2 separate regions of the Homo sapiens genome follow, and region 2 is linked to region 1. The links are chromatin loops, found by intact Hi-C in ENCODE. Cell type or tissue: PC-9. All regions are shown on one strand. Links, peaks and the distances in the headings refer to the core of each region. The heading gives the core; the rest is flanking DNA. Region 1 overlaps PITPNM3 (PITPNM family member 3). Region 2 overlaps PITPNM3 (PITPNM family member 3).

Region 1 (4,382 bases), core at 159-4,158:
GAGGGCAGTTCAAGGTCAACCAGTGCCAAAGCCAGGGCTCTCCTTCGTTAGACAAGTTAGCTCCCAGGAATATTGACTCCAACAGTAGAAGAGACATAAGCTCTAATCCCAGCTTTGCCTCTAACTTTATGTGTGATTCTAGCCCTAGATATTTAACCCTACTGGGCCTCAGTGTCTCATTCATAAAATGGGAATAACATTGGCTCTACCTCAGAGATGCTGTTGAGCCATTGGACAGAAAAGCATGCTGAGAGCTGCTATAGGATCTGAGCCAAATGGGTCCCAGCATGCGAACTCCCGATCCTAGGATCTCAGAATTCCTGGAAGGCAGCTGGGTCCTACCAGGAAGTCCCCAGTCCCTAAAGCCTCCATGGTCTCTGAAAGTTCACACTCTGTCCTTGAAAGGGGAAAGGATGCCGGATCTCAAAGAGGGACCCTTGACTGAAAGGGTCTGGTCTCTGTCTCCCAACCTGCTTAACAGGTAGAACAGGAGAACCAGGCCACCTCCAGCCATGAAGTCTCATAACATATGAAGATGTATGTGAGAAAACATCACAGCTTCTGGCCAATCTGACCCAGACATGGCCCAGGCAAGTGGCTGGGGCAGGGACACTGTCCAGCCATGTCCTCGTATTCTGTGTCCTGCCACACTGGACTTCCAAACACAGGTCAAGTCACAGAGGCCTCAAATGGGGGATAAGGGGTTCCAGGCCCAGGGTCACAGGCTTGAGGTGGAACCTCTCTGTTTGAGCTGCACCATCCTTGGCTCAAACAAGGACACCACAGCCAGAACTGAGCGGCAACAAACGTCTCAGGCTGGGACCTGCCAGGTCTGCTGCTGGGATAGGTGATTTCACAGAGGTCGGCGTATTTGCATAGGAACGTGAGGCCATCCAAGTTCCAGCACACCCCAGACTGCGGGAAAGCTTTTGAAAAGCCTGGAGTCTGGCCAGGCACGGTGGCTCACACCTGTAATCCCAGCACTTTGGGAGGCCAAGGCAGGCGGATCACGAGGTCAGGAGATTGAGACCATCCTGGCTAACACGGTGAAACCCCGTGTCTACTAAAAATACAAAAAATTAGCCGGGCATGGTGGCAGTCACCTGTAGTCCCAGCTACTCAGGAGGCTGAGGCGGGAGAATGGCGTGAACCCGGGAGGTGGAGCTTGCCGTGAGCTGAGCTGAGATCGCGCCACTGCACTCCAGCTTCGGCGACAGAGCGAGACTCCATCTCAAAAAAAAAAAAGAAAAGCCTGGAGTCTGGACACTGGTGTCTGATTTGACCATATTTGACCATAACCTTCCCATTGGGGACCAAAGAAAGTGAGTTTACCATCTCCTTGCAGGATGCAATGCCCGTCCCAAGATACACAGTAGAGTAATCGGTGCCCTAGGGCTGGGAGTTTCTCAGAGTCATGCCTCAAATCCTCTGGCACCTCCCCAAAGATTTAAGAATCCCAGCGTTGTCCAGGTATGATGGCTCATGCCTGTAATTCCAGTACTTTGGGAAGCCAAAGCAGGAAGGATTACTTGAGGCCCAGAGTTTGAGACCAGCCTGGGCAACGTAATGAGACCCCCATCGTTATGAAAAAAAAAGTATTAAAAAAATTTTTTTTTTTTTAATCTGCGCTAGTCCCCTTTCCAAGCTTCCAGATGTTTCCTCCTCTGAGTGATCCAGCCACTAGTCACTGCCCCTGGGAGCCACAGAGTAAGGGGCCCAGGAGAAGTCTCGCTTTGGGAGGATGTGAGAGCACACGCCCCACTCCAGGAGGACCCCAAAGGAGGCTGACTCAGCAGAGCAAGGTCCAAACTCTGGAAACCCAGGCTCTGCCGTCACCTTCTTCTGTGACGTTGGCCAAATACCTACCTCTCACGGGCCCTCAGCGACCCATTGTTAACGAGGACTTGGAACATGAGTATCGAAATGTTCCCTCCCATCCTAACACCGTAGGATCAGTACTTTACTGACTCAAATTACTAGGTTTGCCACATGGAAGCCTGCCAGCTACACCCCTCAGAGCAGAGGCTAACACCTGAGAGGAGAATAAACTGGTTCCTCCAGCCTGGGAGGCCCAACCCTGTGGCCTCGGCTCTGTCTCTGCAGATATTCCTGCCCCAGCCTGAGAGGTGCCAAGACCCTCTAGGCTGTTCACTCTGCTCCTGCCTAACCTGGGGACCTGGCCCCCACCCCCTACCCTCATTCTCTCAGTGGGAGAGAGGGGCAGCCTGTTGGGGTGCAGAGGGAGGGGCACAGGGAGGTAGACAGGAAGGGAGGGGCAGTGTGGCTGGCAGGAGTCAGAATCAACCCTTCCCAACAAAGGCAGCTCCACCAGGCTGGCCTCTCTCCAGCTTCCCAGGAGCCCTGGCGTCCCAGCCAGAGGGATCTGTCGAAACACAGTGCCAAGTCTTACCCCGGCACTCCTGTCTTCATGCTCTTTGGAGTTCCTTTTAGCCCTCTGCATTCTTCCGCTCCAGCCAGGTTTCTTTACTTTTGGGCACTTCCTACCCACCTTCCACCCCTACCCATAGCAGTCCTCCCACACTTACACATGTGCCTCTTCCTTTCCATCCTCCTAGCCTTTGTTCAAGCCACTACCCCCACCTGGAAGCCGGCCCCTGGCCACCTTTCTTTTTCTTTTTTTTTTTTTTTTTTTTTTGAGACGGAGTCTCGCTCTGTAGCCCAGGCTGGAGTGCAACGGCACGATCTCGGCTCACTGCAAGCTCTGACTCCTGGGTTCATGCCATTCTCTCGCCTCAGCCTCTCAAGAAGCTGGGACTACAGGCGCCCACCATCACGCCTGGCTAATTTTGTTTTTGTATTTTTAGTAGAGACGGGGTTTCACCGTGTTAGCCAGGATGGTCTCGATCTCCTGACCTCGTGATCTGCCCGCCTCGGCGTCCCAAAGTGCTGGGATTACAGGCACGAACCACCGCACCGAGCCCCTGGCCACCTTTCTATACAAACTGTGCCAGCCTTTAGGGCCCATCTCCCAGAGAAACCCAGCCTTCACTGTCTGTCTCAAGCCACTCACTGGCCTCTCTGCTCCGTGGGGAGCTCTGTACTGTAAATTGTCCCTCCTACTCAGAGCTTCTGAATCCTCCCCACCCCTGCCCCCACCTCCCTGTTGCTGGTTAGACTGGGGCCACCATAAATGATGCCTTTCTGTGTAACTGAAATCTCCCCTAGAGATTGAGAACTGGTAATAACCCATCTGGATTCACCTTCTGAAGATCTATCTCATCCTCTCTGGGCCCCGATAACAATTTCTCTTGTACCTGGATTCTCCTGGCAGTGTAAGAGTCCTTTCACTGCCTCCTTTTAGCTCTTGTCCGACACAAGCCATGCCACAAATCTGGCACAGCCATGACCTGCTGCTCAGGCTGTGCACTGCACAACTCCAGGGGTATTATTCACTAGACCACACGTGATGACCTAAAGTCAGGTACCATGGCAGCCCTGGGGCCCAAAGCTCTGCCTTTTCTCTCCGTGGGTGATCTACTGGCCAGATTTTAAAGGGAACATCTCACAGGTCATGGTGCAGACCCCTCATTCACAGGCCGGGTGCCACAGCCTCCACTCCTGGCCTTCAGCAGCCCTTTGTTCCTGTGTCACCCCCCGCCGCCCCACCCCGCCAGAGTGAAGGCCTGATCATTCCTGCCCATCAGTCTGCCCATCCGAGGCAGGTGGTACTGAACAGCCACCCCGCTCTCTATGTTCTCCTTGGGCCTCAGTTTCCCCAGCTGTGAAGAAAGAGATGGGTTCCTGATCTCCAAGGGCTCCCTCTGTTCTGAAGCTCACCAATCTATTCTTCACAGATGTTGCCAATGAGGAATATGTGATTCTCATACACACATTACTGTGTGTTGTTTTTGATTCAGTAGGCTTATGAGCATCAAGAAGAGAAGGGAGACCAGGCGCAGTGCCTCACACCTGTAATCCCATCACTTTGGGAGGCTGAGGCAGGCAGATCATTTGAGGTCAGGAGTTCAAAACCAGCCTGGCCAACATGATGAAACCTTCGTCTCTACTAAAAATACAAAAATTAGCTGGATGTGGTGGTATGTATCTGTAGTCCCAGTTACTTGGGAGGCTGAGGCAGGAGAATCGCCTCAGCCCAGGAGGCGGAGGTTGCAGTGAGCCGAGATCAAGCCATGCCCTCCAGCCTGGGAGACAGACCGAGACTCCATCTCAAAAAAAAAAAAAAAAAAAAAGGAGAGAAGGGACATTTACAAAATGCAGAGGAGCCTGGGAGAGCTGAGCTGAGAAGGGAGAGGTAACCAGACTCCTTGGGATGACTGCTGAGTGTGGGGGGCAGGAGCCCAGGCACTGGATCTACAGACACGGGGAATCTGTGTTGCCTCGAGGGAAAGGGCCAAGCGTGA
Region 2 (4,382 bases), core at 187-4,186, 95 kb before region 1:
GGGCATGAGGCAGGGCTCCGGGAAGAGGAAGCCCTGGCCTCCAGGGCCACAGGGAAATGGTGAGGACACTGAGGACAACGGGGGTTGGGGACAATGGACAGCTGCAGGACAGACCGTCAGCACCAGACCCCACCCCCGAGGGCTGTGGACAGAGACGGCGTAACATGAGCCCGGGGATGTGCTCTCACTCCCAGAAAGTGGCCATCTTGCCATAAGAGCGCCAACCCCAAAATGGTGACCCAAACCACAGGAAGGGCGGGCACAAATGCCACTCACACCTCCACAAGACAGCCCAGAGGCTGTGCCTGCCAGCGGCGCTTGGTGCCGAGGCTGGGGCTGCCCCCTTGAGGGCCTGCCTAGCTCGCTGTGAAGCCTGGGGACGCAGGAGGGTGGTCGACTTTGCCCAAACGCTTCAGCCCCGGGCAAGCCTGCCCCCAGGATGACACAAACATGAACCCTGACTTGGGCTTGCGGTCGCAGGCCCGTGGGAGGCAGCAGTGGCTGCACCGAGATCCCCGGACCTCACCCCGTCGCAGCTCAGGGAGCCCCCCGGGCTCGGGCAGGATCCCTCCCCGCTCTGGTCGGACACTGCTGGACAGACACGGGAGGGAAAAAGCAGGAAAACGCCTGTGTCGGGGAGAGGGCAGCCCCCTCCCGTCCCCGCAGGCAGCCTGATTGGGCCCCCCGCTCCCTGCTCTGAGCACAGCCCACCCCTCAGGGCACCGACTCGAACTTGGGGGGCCCACGCGCCCAGCTGAGCGCCGGCAGCGGCCGCTCGTGGTCTTTGTCCGACTCGGGCTGGCTCTGGGCCCGCTCGGGCTTGGGGTTGGCGGCGGGCGGGTCGGGCTGCTGCACTGACATGGTTCTGCGCAGGTGGTTGCGCTTCCGCAGGAACTCTGGCTGCGCGTGCAGCCCGAAGCTGCCCTTGCGCAGGATCATGCGCGAGTTGTTCTTCTTTGGGCGTGAGCGGTGGCTGGCCTCCAGCGCGGCCAGGTGTGCGGCGTAGCCCTCGCTCAGGAACTGCGGAGGGCAGGGGAGGGCAGGGGAGGGCAGGGCAGGGCAGCAGCGCAGGGGGAAGAAGGGAGGGGAGGGGGAAGAGGGGAGGGGAGGGGAGGGGAGGGAGAAGAAGGGAAGCGGAAGAAGGGAAGGGAGAGGAGGGGAGGGGAAGGGACAGGCATCAGGCGGAGGGGTGGGGCAGGCCCCTTATCCTGATCCTGTCCCCATCATTTCCCGGGAACACTCTACGGAGGCACCTCCAGCTTCTCCAAGGAACCCTGGGGAAGTCGGGAGCTCTTTACTGTTCCAGGGTCCCCATCCTGCTTTGGACAACCATGCATCTCTACCTGTACCCATGGGTCACACCAGAGTTCTCTGGATTTTCTTTCCTATTTTATTTTAATTAATTAATTTATTTATTTGAGAAAGGGTCTCGCTGTGTCGCCCAGGCTGGAGTGCAGTAGCCCAGTCTCAGCTCACCGCAGTCTCAACTTCGCCAGCTCAAGCAATACTCCAGCCTCAGCCTCCCGAGTAACTGGGACCACGGGTACATGCCACCATGCCCAGCTCATTTTTTAAATTTTTTGTAGAAACAGCGTCTTGCTATGTTGCCAGGGCTGGCCTTGAACCCTGGGCTCAAGCAATCCTGCGTATCAAAGCACCAGGATTACAGGCATGAGCCAGGGTGCTTGGCCTCTGGATTCTTGAGGGTGGGGAAGCGCCCATCCTTGTCACTTGGCTCACTAGAATCCTGCAAAGTCCCTCCCGTCACGCAGCCTCACCATGCCTCTTGTCATTTTTCTGAGCCCTGCGACTGCCCTCCTTGCCAGTCCTTCTGGCTGTGTCCAGAGCCTTGCTACTCAATATGTGGTCCATGGACTCTGGCAGCATCAACACCACCTGGCACCTTGTCAGGCAGAACTTCCGGCCCTCTCCCCGCCCCTAGGCCTATGGAATCAGAATATGCATGTCAACAAGATCTCCAGGTGATGCTTGTGCACTTCAGAGTTTGAGAAGCAGGGCCTCTGAGTTCCCAACTGGGAGACGCCACCATCTCCTGACCCTCTACCCGCGGGTCACTCTCAGGCATTGCACACTTGACATGCCCCAGAGGGAGGTCAACTCCTTCCCTTCCACCTGCTGCGCGATTCCAATAGTGGCACCTCCTACGTGGTCACCCAAGCCACAGACCAAGTAGCTGTCCTCCACCTTCCCTTTCTCTCATCCTGCACATCTGATCTGGGCATTACCAAACCCAATCCATCCCCTACCAAAAAATGCCTCTCAGACCCTCCACTTTCTCTTCAATGTCCTCTCGGCTTTTCTTTCCTTCCTCTGAACCACCTGCCACCTGCAGCCTGAGGGAGCTTCCTGAATCACACACCTGCTCATCCCACACCCTCTCAGAGTCCCCACACAGGCCATCTTGGCCGCACTGACCGTTCTAGCCCCGCCCCCCCACCTCCCAGCTCACGTCCCATGCAGCCAAGCTGAGTCACTGGCAGTTCCCAGAATATACATGTTCTGTGTCACCTCCTGACCTTGGCTTTTGCTGCTGCCTCTGTCACAAATATTCTTCTCAATCTCAGGCCCTTCCTGGACCATTCCTTCAAATTCCGGAAACCCAACCTTGCCCTGGAGTCTGGGTTAGCGGTCCCTCTCCAGGGCCCCACAGTTCCCTGTGCTCCCGTCATACATCATGGCACTTGTTACACTCCACTGTCACCAACTGCAAATGTGTCCATCTCGCCACTACACTGAAGTTCATTGCATCTGGCTCCACTTGGGATTCTCCCCCTGCACCCAACACAGGCCCTGGCCCAAGGCAGGCACCCCGAAGTGTTTGTTGAATAAATGAATGAGCAAATGGGGGAATGAACAAATGAATGAATGAATGAATGAAGTGCTTACTCCCTCTATCCCTTTCCCTGACCTCCCTCACAACTCCCCGCCTCCAGCCCCGCCTCCACCCACCTGGCACTGGGTTTGGTACTTCTTGGTGGGCCGGCCCACAATGAAGATCTGGGAGGCAGGCAGGCCCAGCACGCTGTAGACAGAGATGTCCTTCGTGGAGCCATAGGCCGCACTGATTTTGATGAAGCACTGAAACACAGGGCAGGCATAGGGGGAGAGTGAGGCCAGCCCACCCCCTGGAAAGCCTTCCCAGGCCAACCCCAGGGGGCCCCTGCTTGGGGACCCTTTATGTGCACTCTGGTAGACTCCAAGCCATGGGGCCACCCTGTGTCAGGAATGAACCCTCAGAGTGGCTGCCCCTCCCTGCACCCCAGGCCCAACCCAGGTCTCTGCCCAGTAAACAGTCGTGACCACACCATTTACCGGCCCCGCCTCCAACAGCAGTACACTCAGGTTAAGTAATAATGAAGGCAAGCGTTCCTTTGTGGATAAGGAAATTGAGTTCCAGGTTTCTGGCTCACAGGGCCAGGACTGGAGGCCAGTTCTGCCTGGCTCCTGATCCTGTGCTGTCCACACCGCTCCACACTGCAGCTTGCCATGTGCCCACTGCCTCTCACTGGCTGGTGTGATGACCGCCCCCCTCCCCAACCCCAGAATCCCCAATTCAATTCAGAGAACTGCACAAGGTCCGTCTTGCTCCAGGGGCACTTCCAGACCATCACCCTTCCCTCCCCTCCCCAGGATAAACCCGATCAAACTACCTCCTCCTGTGAGGTGCTCGCCACCCAGCTGCCCCTCACTGTGTGCCTCCTGTCACTGTCATCTTCTTTTTCTCCCACTCACACTCCTCTCAAGCCATTGGAGACTTTGGTCCTGGGTCACAAGCTTTCCTTCCTGCCAAGCCCCACCATCACTGGGATGACCCACGGTCTGCATGACGTGAAGGATCTACCACCTCCCACCCGGCCTGGCAGCTTCGCACCTTCTTTCACGTCAGTGGCCGTCACTTCCAGGACCAAACTCAGAACCTGCCCCTCTAACTGTGAACTTCCACATGTCCGCTCCGCTCAGGGCTTCTGCCCCCTCCCCACCACTTCTCCGCCAGCCCCCACCTGGCTGCTCTCAGCCTTACTGACACTTGTCTTTTCTGCACCAGCCCTGCTGCCTCGCCCCTTCCTCATCCTGCCTGAGTGACCCATGGCATCCCTGTGTCCTTGCCTCCACCCCGGATTCTCTCACCCCTTCATCCTCCTCCCACACCTGCCCGGCCAAATCTCAGCCCTGGAAATTTTTTCCACTATCCACCTTGTGTTTTTGTACATGCTGCCCACCGAGAGCTGCTAAAGAAACAGAGCCACGCAGCTCTCACCTTCCATCTTCTTCCTGTCCTTCCCTGAGCCCTACCCCATCCTGCAGGTGACTGCCTTCGATGCTGGACCAAGGAGAGGGCTTCCTCAGCCCACTGCCCCTCA

The links. Hi-C counts contacts between places; a loop is a spot of excess contacts. Peaks named below come from ENCODE experiments on the same cell type or tissue, not always from the same donor. Only the 100,000 strongest peaks of a DNase experiment are listed, where the experiment ranks them.
Region 2: it touches region 1 in a loop (6-fold over the local background); 1 of 110 quality-filtered maps calls a loop at or near these places.

What each region holds. Positions count from the first base shown.
Region 1 is chr17:6,550,129-6,554,510 of GRCh38, forward strand. All of the region lies in intron 1 of PITPNM3 (PITPNM family member 3), which reads right to left. Among named protein-coding and RNA genes, the nearest start is that of PITPNM3, 4.2 kb to the right of the region's middle. In PC-9, for the core only: no CTCF peak of the experiment used is centred there; DNase peaks (open chromatin) are centred at 1,433, 1,923 and 2,353; H3K4me3 peaks cover 1,006 bases; H3K27ac peaks cover 2,755 bases.
Region 2 is chr17:6,454,624-6,459,005 of GRCh38, forward strand. It overlaps PITPNM3 (PITPNM family member 3), which reads right to left. Exons shown (of 20, transcript NM_031220.4): 19 at 2,971-3,099; 20 at 1-1,020. The coding sequence ends at 715. Among named protein-coding and RNA genes, the nearest start is that of PIMREG, 12 kb to the left of the region's middle. RefSeq lists silencers at 466-595, 616-745 and enhancers at 2,966-3,747, 3,748-4,382. In PC-9, for the core only: no CTCF peak of the experiment used is centred there; a DNase peak (open chromatin) is centred at 2,518.